2 separate regions of the Mus musculus genome follow, and region 1 is linked to region 2. The links are chromatin loops, found by intact Hi-C in ENCODE. Cell type or tissue: left cerebral cortex. All regions are shown on one strand. Each heading gives the region's core, and the rest is flanking DNA. Links, peaks and the distances in the headings are about the cores only. Region 1 holds the start of Zfp953 (zinc finger protein 953). Region 2 holds the start of Zfp457 (zinc finger protein 457).

What was found. Peaks named below come from ENCODE experiments on the same cell type or tissue, not always from the same donor. Only the 100,000 strongest peaks of a DNase experiment are listed, where the experiment ranks them.
Region 1: a loop joins it to region 2, with 7 times the contacts of the local background. A loop is called at or near these places in 4 of 42 quality-filtered maps.

Annotation. Positions count from the first base shown.
Region 1 is chr13:67,356,684-67,365,024 of GRCm38, reverse strand. Zfp953 (zinc finger protein 953) reads left to right here and starts at 4,453. Exons shown (of 4, transcript NM_001038651.3): 1 at 4,453-4,521. The coding sequence starts at 4,516. It overlaps Zfp456 (zinc finger protein 456), which reads left to right. Exons shown (of 4, transcript NM_001001186.3): 4 at 1-1,441. It overlaps Gm17039 (predicted gene 17039), which reads right to left and starts at 4,360. Exons shown (of 2, transcript NR_167764.1): 1 at 3,962-4,360; 2 at 1-3,853. In left cerebral cortex, for the core only: a CTCF peak has its summit at 4,850; a DNase peak (open chromatin) is centred at 4,398; H3K4me3 peaks cover 1,236 bases; H3K27ac peaks cover 627 bases.
Region 2 is chr13:67,302,276-67,310,616 of GRCm38, reverse strand. Zfp457 (zinc finger protein 457) reads left to right here and starts at 4,205. Exons shown (of 4, transcript NM_001003666.2): 1 at 4,205-4,267. The coding sequence starts at 4,262. In left cerebral cortex, for the core only: CTCF peaks have their summits at 4,115 and 4,316; DNase peaks (open chromatin) are centred at 4,142 and 4,964; H3K4me3 peaks cover 1,412 bases; H3K27ac peaks cover 1,278 bases.

The DNA of each region.
Region 1 (8,341 bases), core at 298-8,297, 54 kb before region 2:
GACCCTATCAGAGTAAATTGCATGTGAGCCACATACCATAACATGCTAAGGATGTAAGGAAAAAGGCTTTGTTCAAATCTGGTGCTCTTGTCTGTTTTGCTCCATCGGATCTTACAACTGGGCTCTGATGAATTAACTGGTTGTTAATCTTTTTCAAATGTTAGATTGCCTTAAGAAAAATGAGTCCAAAGGCCCAGTTCCTGCCCCTTCATAAAATTCAAGGATTCGAAAAGAACTAATAGAACTGGGGAATAAGGTGACTTAGGCCAGGCCAGGTTATCCTGACACTGTACCCCATACCCTCTGGAGCCTCCTCAGGGAGGCTCTGAAAAAGAAAATTGTCTTTGCTGAGACAAGACTTATATGTATACAAAGGATTCCTTCTAAAAAACTGTCCATTGTGCGGGGGTACAGGGAAAAACCAAACAACAACAAAAAATCAACCAAACAAAACACAACCCTTTGTTATACATCTCATGTGATGTGAGTGCAGCCTTTTGACCTTTAAAACTCTACCCCCACTCCCTTCCCTATTAAGATCCTTTCTGAGTGGAAGCCCAAGCTTTCTCACGAATACCCTTATTGGCTTATTAATAAGGAAAAGTTGTAACTCTCACATGGGCTATTTCATTTGCCAGTTCTGAAGTCAAGATAGAATTCTCATTTGATGAATAGTGGCTGTTCATTTATACCCTCAGCTGGTACCAACTGAGAAGCTTGCTGTCTGCTGGCTACCTTTCATATTGGTGGCACAATCTAGGTATGCTACCATCGAAGTACCTGAATAAACAGTCTTACCCAGCAGTGAACACAGGGAGTAGAATAAATGGTCAGGCAAATTGAAGTGCCAGTGGAGCAATAGGGACAGCAAAGTTATGGGAGTGACCAATTATTTTCTGGTTGAATTTAAAGCTCATTCCATGGACAGTAACTAATAACTGGTGATGTTAATCAGATGATAAAAAGGAGTATTGGTGAAGGTGTAGCCTCATTGGTAGTTGAAAGCCCAGGATTGAAGAGGTCATGCAAAAGAGTTGATGCATGTCACCATGAGGAGAGCCTATGAGAGGTGATTGGTGAAATTACAGCCTAGTTGCAATGGAAAACCCCAGTGCATTGAAGATGCCAGTACCATAGGATAATCTCCAACAAGTGAAGTACAAATGGAGTGGAACCAGCCAGAGCTTAAAGGGCTACAGAGCACAGAGCTGGAGAATTGAAACTATTCCTTTGGAGGAGTCCTGATTGTGGATCCCAAATGTTGTAGACTTTGAACTTTGCTTTTAAACACTGTTGAGATGGTGATAGACTGTGGAGAGTTTTCAAGATGGACAAAATGCATTCTCCATTGTGTTATAATCAGAGGCTTATGGGCACCAGGACCTGAAATGTGATATTTTGTAAACGTTTTTTTCTCCCATAAACTCATATCTTTGAATGCTAATAGGAAATGGGGCCTTATTGGAGTCGGTATGGAGTTTTAGAGGAAGTGTGTCACTGTAGAGACAGGCTTCCAGGTCATTCATGTGTGTGTGTGTGTGTGTGTGTGTGTGTGTGTGTGTGTGTGTGTGTGTGTATGTGTGTGTGTGTCTTCACGTATCACTACCTATCTCCAATGTGGGACATAAGCTGCTTCTGGCTGACTTTGGATCAAGATGTAGAAGTCTCAGCTTCCTCTCAGGCACCATGTCAGCCTGCATGCTGCCATGCTTCCCACCATGATTATAATGGAGTAAACCTCTGAAACTTCAAGCCAGCCAAAATGGTAGACATGGGGTTCTTGAGAACTGCACTAGGAAGGGCTCTATTTCAGTGGGCTTTTGCTGGTGAAAGTATCTATCTTTTAAAATGGCAATTGGTAGGTGTTTAACAATTTGTGTTATGTTTAAACAGTTAAAAAAACAATATTCCTTTCAAATATCATTGTTTTCTAAACATGAAGCCTTGGTTTTACTTCTTATTGTTATTGTACTTGTTCCAGACAGGGTTTCTGCATTGATATTCTTGAAATTCACTCTATAAATTGCCATCCTCCAACTGAGAGATCCAGCTCTCTCTGACCCCTGTCTAGTCAAAATAGGTGGATGTACCACCATCGGCAGCATAAATTTTCAATTATACATTTTATTTCACTTTACTAGAAATTTGTTTCCGTGTGTGTCTGTCTGTGTGCCTATCTTTTCTACAACTGATGCCTGATGATGTGAAAAGAAGATATCTGATCCTCTAGAACTAATGCTTATATGTGCTTGAAAGCCATTACAAGTGTGTTAGAAGACAAACTCATCTTTTATAAGACAGTAATTACTCTCAACTATTGAACAATCTCTTTAGTTTGTAAGCAAAGATTTTAAAGTGATTTTGTCAAACATGGCACCTATTGGAGAATGTTTCAAAGGGAGAAAACTAAATGGTCAGGATGTTAAAAAATGACAGTAGAAAATAAACTTAAAATGGTGAACTTGGTCTAAACAAACATATTAGGCCTGAATATCTGGTTCCATTAGATGTTTTGATAAGTATGCCTGGGTCCCTAATATTCTGCTGAATTAGGCTCTTCTTTGATCACATGTTCAGGTTGTGACTACACTATGGTAGCTCCTCCTCCTATTGAATCACACAATTACAATGCAAAGAAATGGAGACTGCAGAAGACTTGTAAATGGATGCTGCAACTTCAAGGATGGGCACATCTCACGTGAATGACGACCCTCTAAGGTAGGTGTGCATGTAGCAGACACAAACATAGATGTACACATATACATGTGTAATATAACCAATTTAAGGTTACGCCTTACAAATAAACTCAATTCGGATTAGGGTTATTTCATTTGGCTTTGACAATTACTGAGCTGCAACCCTTAATCTACTCTTCTAACTGCTGTCCTGGCTGCCTTCCCAGTGGAAGTTGCAGTTTCTCCTGGCCACATGCTCATGGTCCGTCTGCTCCAGGGCAGCTTCGTCCTTTTTTTCCCATTCCTCCTCCTTGTCCTGGTGTCTCTTCCTTCTCTCTCTTCTCCACCTCCTACCAGCTAACTCAAAACTCACCTGCCTCAAATCCCTCCAGTAATTGGCTGTAGCCAATTTGATTTATCCAGTAGTTTTAAATCAAGGAACAAGGTTTACACAACAGAACCTTGTAAATGTGAGAAGTCAGTAGAGAGTCTAGACCTTTGAGTAGAGAATTTAGCATAACAAAACATAGCAACACACCGAACCTCAACACATACACATATTAGAAAACTTGCTATGCTCAGAAATTCTGTCCTTGTGGTTGCTGACAATGCCTTCCACTGCAATATTCAGGAGGAGGACAGACCACTCATGACCTCATTCTAAACAGACATGCCAATCAAGTGTCCAGGTGAATGTACTGCTTCTTGACTCTAGTTTCTCTAAATCGAGGAAGGTGTTCTGCATCCATAGGTAAACACACTCCCTGACAAAGAACTCAATAGGGACTCTGCACAGTCTTTGCTCTGAAACAGCTTCCTTTTGAATCATAATATATCAGGGAAGTATGAAGCCTTTTCTGCAATGGGGTTTGTAACTTTGACTCAAGCTTGAACTTCACAGGAATAAACCTTCCCAAGAAGAGATGGGAATTCTCAATATTGTATGTTTCCAGTGTAACTTCTTTAATATACCGACCTCATTTGGCAATGCTATGAACATATTTCTGATACCTTTGTATTCAAGAAGGAATTATCTCGGTGTTCTGCTTCGGAGAAATAACGGAAGTTCAAGGCGGATACCACTGATGTTCAAATATTGCCAAATATGAACGATGACAGGCTCACATGAGAGACGGAGAATTCAATACGGAACATCAAACCTAACACAGGCAGAAATCCTATAATACAAAATGGACCAAGAGTTAGGACATACACCACTGCGATCCCAGGAGCTCTGCTCCTCCTCTTGGGAGAGATGCAGAGGAAAGCAAGTGCTCAGAAAATACCTGATGGTTGCTGGCTTTGAATTCTAAGTCTTTTGTCTTAAGCACCTGATATGCTGCGTAGCAGGCAGGGTCACCAAGGATGGTTTCAAGAGCACCTTAAATTAGCTCTTGCTTCCATATTTTTAAGTAAAGCAAGTCATGAAAGTGCGAGTTTTCCATGTGGTAGTAAGATAGTTTAAAATCACGGTGTTCTAGCAGAAATAACTAAGAAACCTGATAAACATCACTGTGAAAGGGTCGACTCACAGGCTAACATTGCGTGCTGGGACCACAGAACTTTAAATGAATCCAAATGCCCTGTGACTGCCCAAGTGCAGAAGACTGTTTCTTCCCAACTTCAAGGAATCACAGTCAGGATACCAGCAGGTGAACAACCCAGTTCTGTGGGTTCATGGAAGTTCTTCGCACTGATTTGTGGGAAATGTAGTCCGGATGCCTGTGACGTCATCAGAAGGCTGGCCGTTGCTATCAAACTTCCGCATTTGATTTTCAAACTTAACTTCTCCCCAGAGTTAGGCGTCTGTCCTGTTGAAACCTTCGTTTGGATCTCTGACATGGAGGTTGGTGCAGGGAACACCGCAACCTTGCAGATCTGAGGGACTGTGCAGGGTGGCGTATCGGGCACGGAAGGAGCTTATCTGGGCTTGTTATGAGACAGGGCAAGCTGCTGACCTGGAGATGTTGTGCTGACCTAGGCTAGGGAAGAAAGTTGGAAACAACAGGATGGCAAGGGCAGGCTGGGTCTGCTGACTGCTTATTTCTGAGATGCTGAAAGGAGCGCACTCATCTTTACTGGGGAAATATGCTCTGCCTAGCTGACCCGTTCTCACGTGGCTGTAGTCAGATTCTCAGGAGATTTAGAACACTTGGACATCTAGCGCCTCCTATACTCTGTGTTCTATCTAGTACTGGAGTTTGACTTCACAAATCTTCCTAAAGTTCCTAGTGCCAGGGACAAAGAGTCCCGTGAGGGTGATTGTTGTGTGGAATGTTAGTTCCTTTTCCTTTGGAATAAAGTGTTAGATTTATGGATGCCTCGGGTTGAATAAGAACTCAGGATGTATAATCCTGTACCTGAATCACCACAATACATGGCTGTATAGCCACAGAGTAGTCCTGTAATTGATATGAACCAGTGTTTGCACAATCCAAATAATTATGAATTTTGCCCTTCTGCTAAAAAAAAAAAACACTAGACAATAATACTCAACAATTCTTAGTATGTGTTCTGTCCAAAATTTGGACTCCTTCTCAGATATGAGAGATGACTTGGTGAGATGAGAGAAATGGAACTCATGATCTCTGGAAGGGACTGGAATGTCTCTGAAAGAGAAAGGAGATGGCCCTCCTCTGGTCACATGATTTTCTTCTGTCTGTTCACATTATCAGAAATATCTAAATTCTCTTAAATGCACTCTGTCCCTGTATCTGGCACCCAGCTTTACTGCTGCTCACTGGACATTTCTAGAATGATTTCCTCATGTTTTCCTGTGGTTGTAAGAAAAATTCAGAAAGCTCTGGCACACTTGGGGTCTTATAATTTTCACATAGGTTCCTGTCCATGCAAAATGCAGTTCTCCTCTTAAAGGGTTAAGAGACAGTTTAGTCAGCCTTTTGAGTGGCCATTATCTGAGAATACAGACTTAGGTTAATCCAAATTCTGTGCTTCAACACAAGGCAGTTTCATGGTTTTACAGAACAGAGAATGTCATTAACCAAGGAAAATTTAAAATACATTGGTGTGTGTCTCATAGAGTCATCGGAGATATTCTATTTACCTAAGATACCATCTGATGAGGTTTTAGCTTTTGGACTGATAGAATTTCATGTTCTGCCTTGTCAGTGGATTCTGAGAGGTTTTTTATCTATTGTCACAAGCTGTGTGGTCCACTATAGAGTGAGGTAATGACTGTCCCTGAAGAGAAAACCAACCCAAGGTAAGACAGCTAACCCTGAACCTGCAGAATTCCAGGCTCTGCCCCTCCGTGAACTTCCACATGGGCCACCAGTGTCTGCACACAAAGACTCCTTGTAAGAGTTTTGCATTCACAGAGTACACACAGGTTTTTGTGTGTGTGTGTGTGTGTGTGTGTGTGTGTGTGTGTGTGTGTGTGTTTTGCAGGGTTTCTCCTCCACAGCTCCTATCACTATTTTCAGTGATCTTGCTTATATTGTCACTCCTCAGTCCAATTGAGTGTTAGTGAGCCGGAGCCTGGCTTATGGCATTGAAGTCTACTCCCAGAAAGCATGGGCTTCAGACAACCTTGTTCTACTAATGGGATTTTCAATGAGTTTCTTGCCATATCTAGAGTAATAGATATTTCCTAATAAATGTTGCTAAACTGTAGGAAAATTATGAGTATATGAAGTTGGAATCTTGTGCTGCCTTGTACATCAAAACATGTTCCTTACAATGTAGAGAGGGTACAGCCGCATGCTATATATAACTTCCAGGTACCAAATATTCATATATATTTTAAATTAAACAGCTCTATGGCAGATAAGTGAACTTAAGCCTAGTCTGTAACTCATTTCTGACAGCTCTGCTTTTTGAGGAGGAGTCAGGAATCCTGGGGTTCAAAATCACCCTCTCCTTCATAGTCAATTCATTGTGAGCCTAGGCTATTTGAGACACGTGGTTTAAAAAGAATATTAAAACGTAGGGTTTTTTTTTTAATGTGGTAATTACTTCTTCTGGTTGGTCTCAGTTCTGAGCACCAGTGACCTGACAGAAATCCATCCAATTCACTTCTTCTAATTATGACAACTTACAAATGTGCTTTAAGAAGTTGTATCAGATATATTTGAAATCTTAAATCCAAATTCCACTAGCATCCTTCTGTTAATGACTAGTGTTTGGGGATTAGAAACTTGTTTCCACTGACTGTGTGGGAAAGGATTCCCCTCTTTGCCTGGCTTGAGTATTCCTCTGTATTTGCAGGGAATGGTAGTTTTGTTTGCATACTCTTCACGATTATTTTCTGACATGACCTCGTGGTGACTTCTGCTGAATTCACATGAATCTTTTGAGAACAGCACTACTGCTGTTCTACAGATAGAATATGACAGCTTATCTACCACTGTCCTTCGCATCTGAAACTGCTACCATCCAGGCAGTAAACTGTCAAGGTGGGCATCCTTCCTCTTCCTCAGGGAGGAGTCCAGTCTCCTATGCTGTGCAGTGCCTCCCTTCTCCTTGCAGGCTCTTTTCATTTCATCCGAATCTACTCTGACTGATGATACGAATGAAGGACTCAGTGATTTAAACAGACTGACTATGTTGGTCTTTTGTTGAGCCCATATCCTTTCCTTGTCCTACAATACTTCCACTAACTCTTCTATGAGACTCCCCAAGCCCCTTCTAATAATTTGGTTGTAGGTCACTGCATCTGTTTCAGTCAGATGCTTGGTTGATCCTCTCAGAGGACATTTAACGGAAACCCCTGCCTGCAATACTAACAGAGTACTATTAATTGTGTTAGTCATTGGTTCTTGTCTGTGGGAAGGGTCTCAAGTTGGATTAATCAAGGGTTGGCCACTCCCTCAGTCTCTGCTCCATCTTTTTCCTTGCACTTCCTGTAGGTAGGATGAATTTGGGGTCAGTTTTTCTCCTTGGATCTGTGTCCTTATCTCTCCAATGGGGGTCCTGCCTGACTACAGTAGGAAGCCACATTAGGCTCCATATTCCCCACTGCTAGAAACTCAGCTAGAGTAACCCTCATAGACTCCTTGAAGCCTCTTGCATCCCTGGTCTCAGACTTGTCCCAAAGATCCCCCTTCCCCTGCCCACCATCGAATTCCATTCACTCTACTGGCCCTCTCTCCCAGGCTCTCTCTCCACCTGATCCCCATTACCCATACCCCTGCCTATCCCCTTCCCCACCCACCTCCTCCCCTCCATCCACTCCCGATGACTTTTATTTCCCCTTCTGAGTGAGATCCGAGCATCCTCCCTTAGGCCCTCCTTGTTATTTAGCTTCTTTAGGTCTCTGGAATATAGCTTAGTTATCCTGTACTTTATGGCTAATACTCACTTATAAGTGAGTACATACCATGCATGTCCTTTAGGGTCTTGGTTACCTCATTCAGGATAATGTTTTGTAGTTCCATCCATTTGCTTGCAAATTTCATGATGTCCTCGTTTTTAATAGCCGAGTAGTATTCCATTCGTCCATTGTGGTATATCTGATTGTTTGCAGTTTCTGCCTGTTGTGAATAAAGCTGCTATGAACACAGTTGAGCAAGGGTCCTTGTGGTGTGCAGGAAGATCTATTGGGTATATGCCCTGGGTCTTGAGGTAGAACTATTTCCAGTTATTTGAGAAAGTGCCAAATTGATTTCTGTAGTGGTTGTACAGGTTAGCAAACCCACCAGCAGTGG
Region 2 (8,341 bases), core at 207-8,206:
GGTGGAGTTGTAGCCTCATGGGAAGTTGAAAGCCCAGGACTGAGGGGGTCATGCAAAAGAGTTGATGCATGTCACCATGAGGAGAGTCTATGAAAGGCTATTGGTGAAATTGTAGCCTAATTGTAGTGGAAGATGTCAGCACCATAGTATGACCACTAACAACTGAAGTACAAATGGAGTGGAGCCAGCCAGAATCTAAAGGGCTAGAGATCACAAAGCTGGAGAATTGAACTGAATTCTTTGGAAGAGCCCAGATTGTGGATCCCAGATGATGCAGACTTTGAAATTTGCTTTTAAACATTGTTGACATGGTGATAGACTATGGAGACTTTTCAAGATTGATGAAATGCATTCTCCATTATGTTATGGCCATACAACTATGGGGGCCAGGGCCTGGTATGTGATAGTTTGTAGAAGTTTTGCCCCCATAATCTCATGTGGTTAAACATTTGGCCCAGAGGGAGTTTCACTTCTAGGACTGGAGCCTTATTGGAGTCGGTGTGGACTTTTAGAGGAAGTGTGTCACTGTTGAGGCAGGCTCCAGGATATATATATATTTTCAAGTCCCGCCACCTATCCCCAATATGGGATATAAGCTCCCATAAGTCTATTGCCTTTGGATCAAGATGTAGCTCCTTCTCGGGCATCATGTCTGCCTTCATGATGCCATACTTTCCACCATGATAATAATGGAGTTAACTCCTGAAATACAAGATAGCCAATATTAAATGTTTGCCTTGTAAGAGTTGCCTTGGTCGTGGTGTCTCTTCACAGCCAAAAAAAAACCATAATGAAAACATACAGGTTGGCACAACCCCCTTGTCCCCTGAGAGGTATATTTTCCCTTCACCGTCATCTGAAAACTCCCTGACTGCAACTTACAATTAACCAGGTGGATTGCTAAACCGAGAGTGTGCAGGTAAATATTTACTGACTTGAGAGAGATGATATGGTAATCTGGATAGAGGGAACCTTGGCTAAAAGTGAACTTTATGGGATAAGCCTTTAGACAAGTCTATGAAGTAGTACAAAGATTAATGGTTATTTGGGGAGACCTCTGGCCACTGTTGGGCTTTGCATAACTGGAAAAGTGAACCTTGCTTTGTTTGGCAAGGAAACTGAGATATCCCTCGATGAGCTGGAGGAGTGGGTAGAGCCTGAATGCACATGTAGATGAGTTTAAACAAGATAAAATAACCACCACAGAGGTGTGAAGATAGACAAAAGACACATGTTCATTAAAGTAAACTTTGCCATATACACCAATAGATAGTACAATCATTACATTTTATGAAGAGGAATAAGAGAAGTATGTGGATGTATTATAAAGTCATATAGTGATGTTCAGTGATCAAACTTCTATGAAGTCACCATTTGTTATGTAATCAGCTCAGTATGTCTTCCAAGAAGGTATGGAAGTATCTACACATCTCATGTACCTTCCTGTAAGGGATGTAGTTAATGACAGGACCTGTAATGTATTGAGGGAATTGGTACAGGCTCAGGATGGTAAACCTAATGAGTATTGAGAACTGCTCTAGCAAGGAATGTATTTCAGTGGATTTTTGCTTATGACTGACAAATGGGTCTAACTTGTAAATGAAAACTGATAGTTTTTATTCATTTATGTATACATATATATATATATATACATATAAAAGAATATTCCTTTTAAAGATCATTTTTTTTCCTAAACATGAAACCTTTGTTTTACTTCTTCTTATTATTATTCTTGTTCCAGACAGGGTTTCTCTCTATAGCACTGACATATCCGAAATCCACTCTATAAACCAGGTGTCTCCAACTGAGAGATCCAACTCTCTCTGACCAATAACTAACGGAATTGATTGTATGTAGCATCATAAACAGTGTAAGTTTATTTAATTAAATATTTTATTTTACTTTGCTAGAAGCTTGTGTGTGTGTGTGTGTGTGTGTGTGTATCTATTCTACAATAGATTCGTGATGATTTATGAGCCTCGTGGTGTCAAAATATGGTATCTGATCCTCTAGAACTGCTGCTTGTATGTGCTTGAGAGTCATCATGTGCCTGTTAGAAAACAAACTCATATTCTATAAGACATTAATTACTCTTAGCCATGGAACAATCTCTTTAGCCTGTAAGCATAGATTTTAAAGTGATTTTGCAAAAAATAGAACCTACTAGAGTATGTTTCAAAGAGAGAAAATTAAATGGTCAAGATGTAAAAAAATGATAGTAGGCAGTAAACTTAAAACTGGGATCATGGTCTAAACAAACATATTAGTCCTGAGACTCTGGCTCCAGTAGACTTTTCCATAACTATGCCTGGGTTCCTAATATTCTGCTGAATGAGGCTCCTCTTTGATGATATGTTCAGGTTGTGACTACACCACCGTAACTCCTCCTCCTATTGAATTATACAGCCACAATGCACAGAAATGGAGACTGCAGAAGACTTGTAAATGGATGCTGCATCCTCACGGATGAACACATCTCATGTGAATGACTACCCTCTTACAAATGTGTGCATGAAAAGACACAAACATACATGTATACATATACCATACACACAACTAATTTAAGCTTACCCTTGACTAGCTTACAAATAAATAAGACTCAGACTATGGTTATTTCCATTGGCTTTGACAATTACTGGGGAGGGCAGCCCTCATTTATTCTTCTAACTGCTATCCTGGTGTCCTCCTTTCTTCCCGATGGTATACCCCAGATACTTGCTGTTTCTCATGGCCATGTCTCATCTTTGAGACATGGCATCTTTGTCCTCTTTCCCCATTCTTCCTCCTTTTCCTGGTCTCTCTTCCTTCTCTCTCTCTTCTCGACCCTCTACCAGGTAACTCAAAACCCACCTACCTGTAATTTCTCCAGTAATTGGCTGTAGCCAATTTGATTTAACTAATAGTATTAAATCAAGGAACAAGGTTTGCACAACAGAACCTTGTAAATGTGAGAAGTCTGTGGTAGGCTTAGATCTTCGGGTATAGAATTTAGCATTACATACATAGCAACAGACCAGACCTCAACACATAACACATATTGGAAAACTAGCTATGCTGAGAAATAATAACTTTTGTGGCTTCTGACAATGCCCTTCACTGCAGCATTCAGGAGGAGGACAGACCAGTCATGATGCTTGCCAATCAAGCACAGGTACACACACGTACTGCTCCTTGCCTCTAGTTTCTCTGAGTGAGCAAATGATCTGCATCTCTGGATAAACATACTCCTGAAAAAGAATAGGGACTCTGCACAGTCTTTGCGCTGAAACGGGTTCCTTTTGGATCATTAGGATTCCGGGAAGTATGAAGCCTTTTCTGTAATGGAGTTTGTAACTTTGACTCAAGTATGAACTACACAGGAATAAACCTTCCCATGAAAAGGTAGGGATTCTCAATCCTGCATGTTTCCAGTGTAACTTCTTTATTACAGTGACTTATTTGACAGTAATATGAACATATATCTGATACCTTTGTATTCAAGGAGAAAACACTCAAGTGTTCTATTTAGAAGGGAGGGAAGTTCAAGACAGATAACACTAATGTTCAAATATTTTCAAATATGACCGATGACAGGATCAGTGCAGAGACAGGAAAATCAATAAGAAACATCAAACCTAAGGCAAAGGGAAATCCTGTAAGTGCACAATGGCTCGACAGTCAGTACACACACCATTGTGATCCCAGGAACTCTGCCCCTCCCCTTGGGAGACAGGAAAGCCTGTACTAAGAAAACATCTGCTGGTGACTAGATTTGATCTCCAATTCTTCTATCTTAAGCGACTAAGATGGTTTCAATAGAATCGTAAAGAGATAATGCTCACTCCTACATTAACTTCCTGCTTCCACATTCTTAAATAAAGCAGATCATGAAAGCATGAATTTTTCATTCGTGAATGATTCTATACATAGATCAGAGTTGTAGCAGAGATAACATGGAAACGTGATGAACGTGATTACTGTGAAAGGCTCATCTTACAGGCAAACATTTCGTGCCATGACCAAGGATTTTAAAAGAGCCCAAATTCCATGTGCATGCCCATGTGCAGCTGCTCTCAGTGGACTGTAATCCAGGCAGTGTACAAAAGCTCTTCAGTGGGTTCCCGGAAGTCCTTCCAACTGACTTGTGGGAAATGTAGTCCCATCGCCTGTGACGTCATCAGAAAGAGCTGTCAGCAACAAAATTCCGTATTCTTTCTTCAAACTTCGCTTCTTCTCAAATTTGTGCAGCTGTCCTGTTGAGCGCTGCATTTGGATTTCTGCCATGGAGGTTGGTGCAGGGAACAGCACCATCTTGCAGATCTGAAGGACTGTGCAGGGTGGCGGATAGGGCACAGAGAGTGCCAACTTGGGCTTGTGAGACAGGAAGCTGCTGACCTTGAGGTGCTGTGCTGACCTAGGCTGGGCCACTGTCCCTGGGCACAGGTTTGAAGAGGAGAAGGTTGGAAACAGCAGGATGGCAAGGGCAGGCAGGGTCTGCTCACTGCCTGTGCCTGAGATGCTGACGGGAGCTCACGCATCTTTGCTGGGGAAACGTGCTCTGCCTAGCTGACGGGTTCTCCTGTGGTGGTTGTCAGATTCTTAGGACATACAGAACACGTGGACATCTAGCGCCCCATATACTTTATGTCCTAGAGATTACTCCTGGTTTGAGCTCACACAGCTTCCCAAAGGTCCTAGTGTCTAGGGACAGAGAGTCCTGTGACGGTGATTGTTGTGTGGGTTGTTAGTTACTTTTCCTTTGGAATGAATTGTTAGATTTATGGATGCCTTGGTTAGAGTGGGAATTTCCAATAGACATCTCTGTGACTTGAATCATCACAATACATGGCTATGTAGCCACAGAATAATCTTGTAATTGGTATGAACCTATGTTTGCCCAATCCAGATAATTATGGATTTTGCACATCAAATTAAAATCGCTAGACAGCAGTACCTCAACGGTTCTGAGTATGTGTTCTGTCCAAATTTGGACTTCTTTTCAGATGAGAGACGACTTGGTGTGATGAGAGATTGCTGGGTGGGGCTGGAAAGTCTGAAAGGGAAGAGGAAAATGGCTCTGCTCATCTGCCAGGCTCTGTAAATTGTTCTCTAATCTGCCAGGCTCTGTACATTGCTCTCTAATCTGCCAGGCTCTGTACATTGTACTATGTTTTCTTATCACATGATTTTCTTCTGTCTCTTCACATTGTCAGCAGCGTCTGAACTGTCCTAAATTTAACTGTCTTAAATATTAAATTTTCTGTCCCTCAATGTGACATTCAGGTTTACTGAGGCACCTTTAATAGTTTTAGGAAGAATTCCCCAAGTTTTTCAACTGCTTTGGAACAGCTGGAATATAAATTTGGAAAGCTGTTATACATTTGGGGTCTAATGATTTTTCACATAGGTTCCTGTCTATGCATAGTTCTCCTCCTGAAGGGTTAAGAGAATAGTTTAGTCCAGAGCCATTTGAATAGCCTTGATCTGAGAACACAGATTTACTTTAATCCAAATTCTATGCTCCAACATGGAATCAGTTTCATGGTTTTACAGAACAAAGAATGTCATTAACCAAGGAAAATTTAAAATACTTTGGTGTGAGTCGATAGAAGCATGTACTACGATATATGGGAGATATTCTATTCACCTAAGATACCATCTGCTGAGATTTTAGCTTTTGGATTCATAGAAACTTATGTTCTCCCTTGTCAGTGGATTCTGGGAGGTTTTTATCTATTGTCATAAGCTATGTGGTCCACTATAGAGTGAGGCAAGGACTGACCCTGAAGGTAAAACCAGCCCAAGGTAAGACAGCTAACCCTGAACCTGCAGAATTCCAGGCTCTGCCCCTCGGTGAACTTACACGTGGGCCATCAGACTCTGCACCCACAGACTCCTTACAAGAGTTTTGCATTCACAGAATACACACAGATTTTAGTGTGTGTGTGTGTGTGTGTGTGTGTGTGTGTGTGTGTGTGTGTGTGTGTGTGTGTTTCAAGATTTCTCCTCCACAGCCGCTCCCCCTATCTCAGGGGATCTTGCTTATATTATCACTCTTCAGTCAAACCAAGTGTTTGTGAGCCAGAGCTGGAGCCTGACCTACAGCATTCAAGTCTACTGTCAGGAAGCATGGGCTTCAGACCACCTTGTCCTAGCTACTGGAATTTTCAATGAGTTTGCAACCATATCTAGAATAAATAGACACTTCCTAGTTAATGTTACATATAACAGTTTATCAATTGGGAATTGTGTGCTGCCTTGTGCAACAAAACACAGTCCTTATAATATAGAAAGAGTACATGAGCATCGTCACATATAACTTACAGGCACCAAATATTTATTTATATGTATTTAAAATCAAACAGCCTAATTATTGAAGAGTGAACTTAAGTATATTCTATGATTCATTTCTGTCATCTCTGTGTTTTGAGGAGGAGTCAGGAGTCCTGGAATTCAAAGTCATCCTCTCCTTCATAGCCAACTCAAGGGAGCCTAGGCTACGTGAGACTCTGCATATTAAAAAGATTCTTAAAATGTTGTTCTTTGGGTGTTATAATAACTTCTTCATGTTCCTTTCACTTCTGAGCACCAGGGACCGGACAGAAATCCATCCAATTGACATCTTCTAATTATAAAGATGTTACATGGTATAGCATTGGAAATGTAAATGAGCTAAATACCTAATAAAAAATGGAAAAAAAAATAAAGATGTTACAAATGTGCTTTAAGAAGTTCTATGGGACGTACTTGAAATCTTAAATCCACATTTTCACTAGCATCCTTTTGTTAATGTTGGAGATTAGGAACTTGTTTCCATTTACCATGTGGGGAAAGGTTCTCCTCTTTGCCTGACTTGACTCTTCCTCTGATTTTCAGGAAAGATTAGTTATTGTTGCATATTCTTCTGTTTTTTTTTCCTGTCATGACCTCATGGGGATTTCTAATTTTACCTGAATTTTTCCTGAACAACTTGACACTCTGCAAATGGAAAATGACCACCACATCTACCACTATCCATCAAATCTGGTATCACCGACATCCATGCAGTAATGTGTCCTGGTGGAATACCCTCTTCTTCCTCCAGGAGGAGTCAGTCTCCTATGCTGTGCAGTCCTGACTTTTTCCTCGAAGGCTCTTTTCATTTCATCCTAATGTTACTGTGAGTGATGATATGAATGAAGGACTCACTGATTTTAACAAAGCCAGGCAGGAACCTTGTCACGTTTGATAAGTCATTTATGGAAAACTTTGAAGTGTCCTGTGTTGGGTGATGTCATTCAGTTCCTGGTGATAGTTGTGTACATGTCAAAGGTCATGAAATGAATACAAAAACCTTATTTGTGCTGATTTTGATGGGCATCAAAACAAGAAATGAATAACCCCGAGATGCATAGGTTGCTGTCAGTTTCTGCTTTTAAGTTAAAATATTTCAGTCAGTCTTTTGTGCCATGGAAATGTTAGTGATCCCCAAAAACACACAGGAGCCAATCTGATGCAACTCACAGCAGGGTCTTTATTCTACTCGAGCTGGCTGAGGTGCACCCCCCCTCCCCAGTGCACCACCATCATGCAGGACAGATTTTTTTGGGGGGGGGATGTCTACGGGGCAAAGCTTTATAGTAAGCAGCAAGCAGGGAATACATGTGCAAACATCTAATTGGAAAGCTCCTGTGGCCTTTAACATAATCGGCTGGTGCTGGGAGTCATATCATAAACTTAACTTCTGCTCCCCCTCTGCATTGGTGGTCATTAGGCAAGGGGTGGGTGTGATGGTTTGTATATTCTTGCACCAGGGAGTGGCACCATTTAGAGGTGTGGCCTTGTTGGAATTGGTGTGACCTGGTAGGAGTAGGTGTGTCACTGTGGGTGTGAGCTTAAGACTCTCACCCTAGTTGCCTGGAAGTCAGTCTTCCACTAGCAGCCTTTGGATGAAGACACAGAACAATCAGCCTCCTGCACCTTGCCTGCCTGGATGCTGCCATGCTCCCACCTTGATGACAATGGACTGAACCTCTCACCCTGTGAGCCAGCCCCAATTAAATGTTGTTTTTCATAAGACTTTCCTTGGTCATAGTGTCTGTTCACAGCAGTAAAACCCTGACTAAGACAGTGGGCTTGTAACCTGGGGGTGCAGGTTTGTTGGGGGAATAATCTATAGGCACTGATCTTGTTGAGGGTGTAACCTGGAAACTCTGGTCTTGTTTTGGATTAGCCTAGAGACTGGAACTAGGCTTGGGTTTTGTTGGGGGGGGGCAACTTGGAAACTAATGTTTGGTACCAGCCTGTTAGTTTATCTGAGTTCAAACTTAGGTCAGGGTCTCTAAAATGGAGTCTGAATTTAAAAGATTTGGCATCTTAAGTC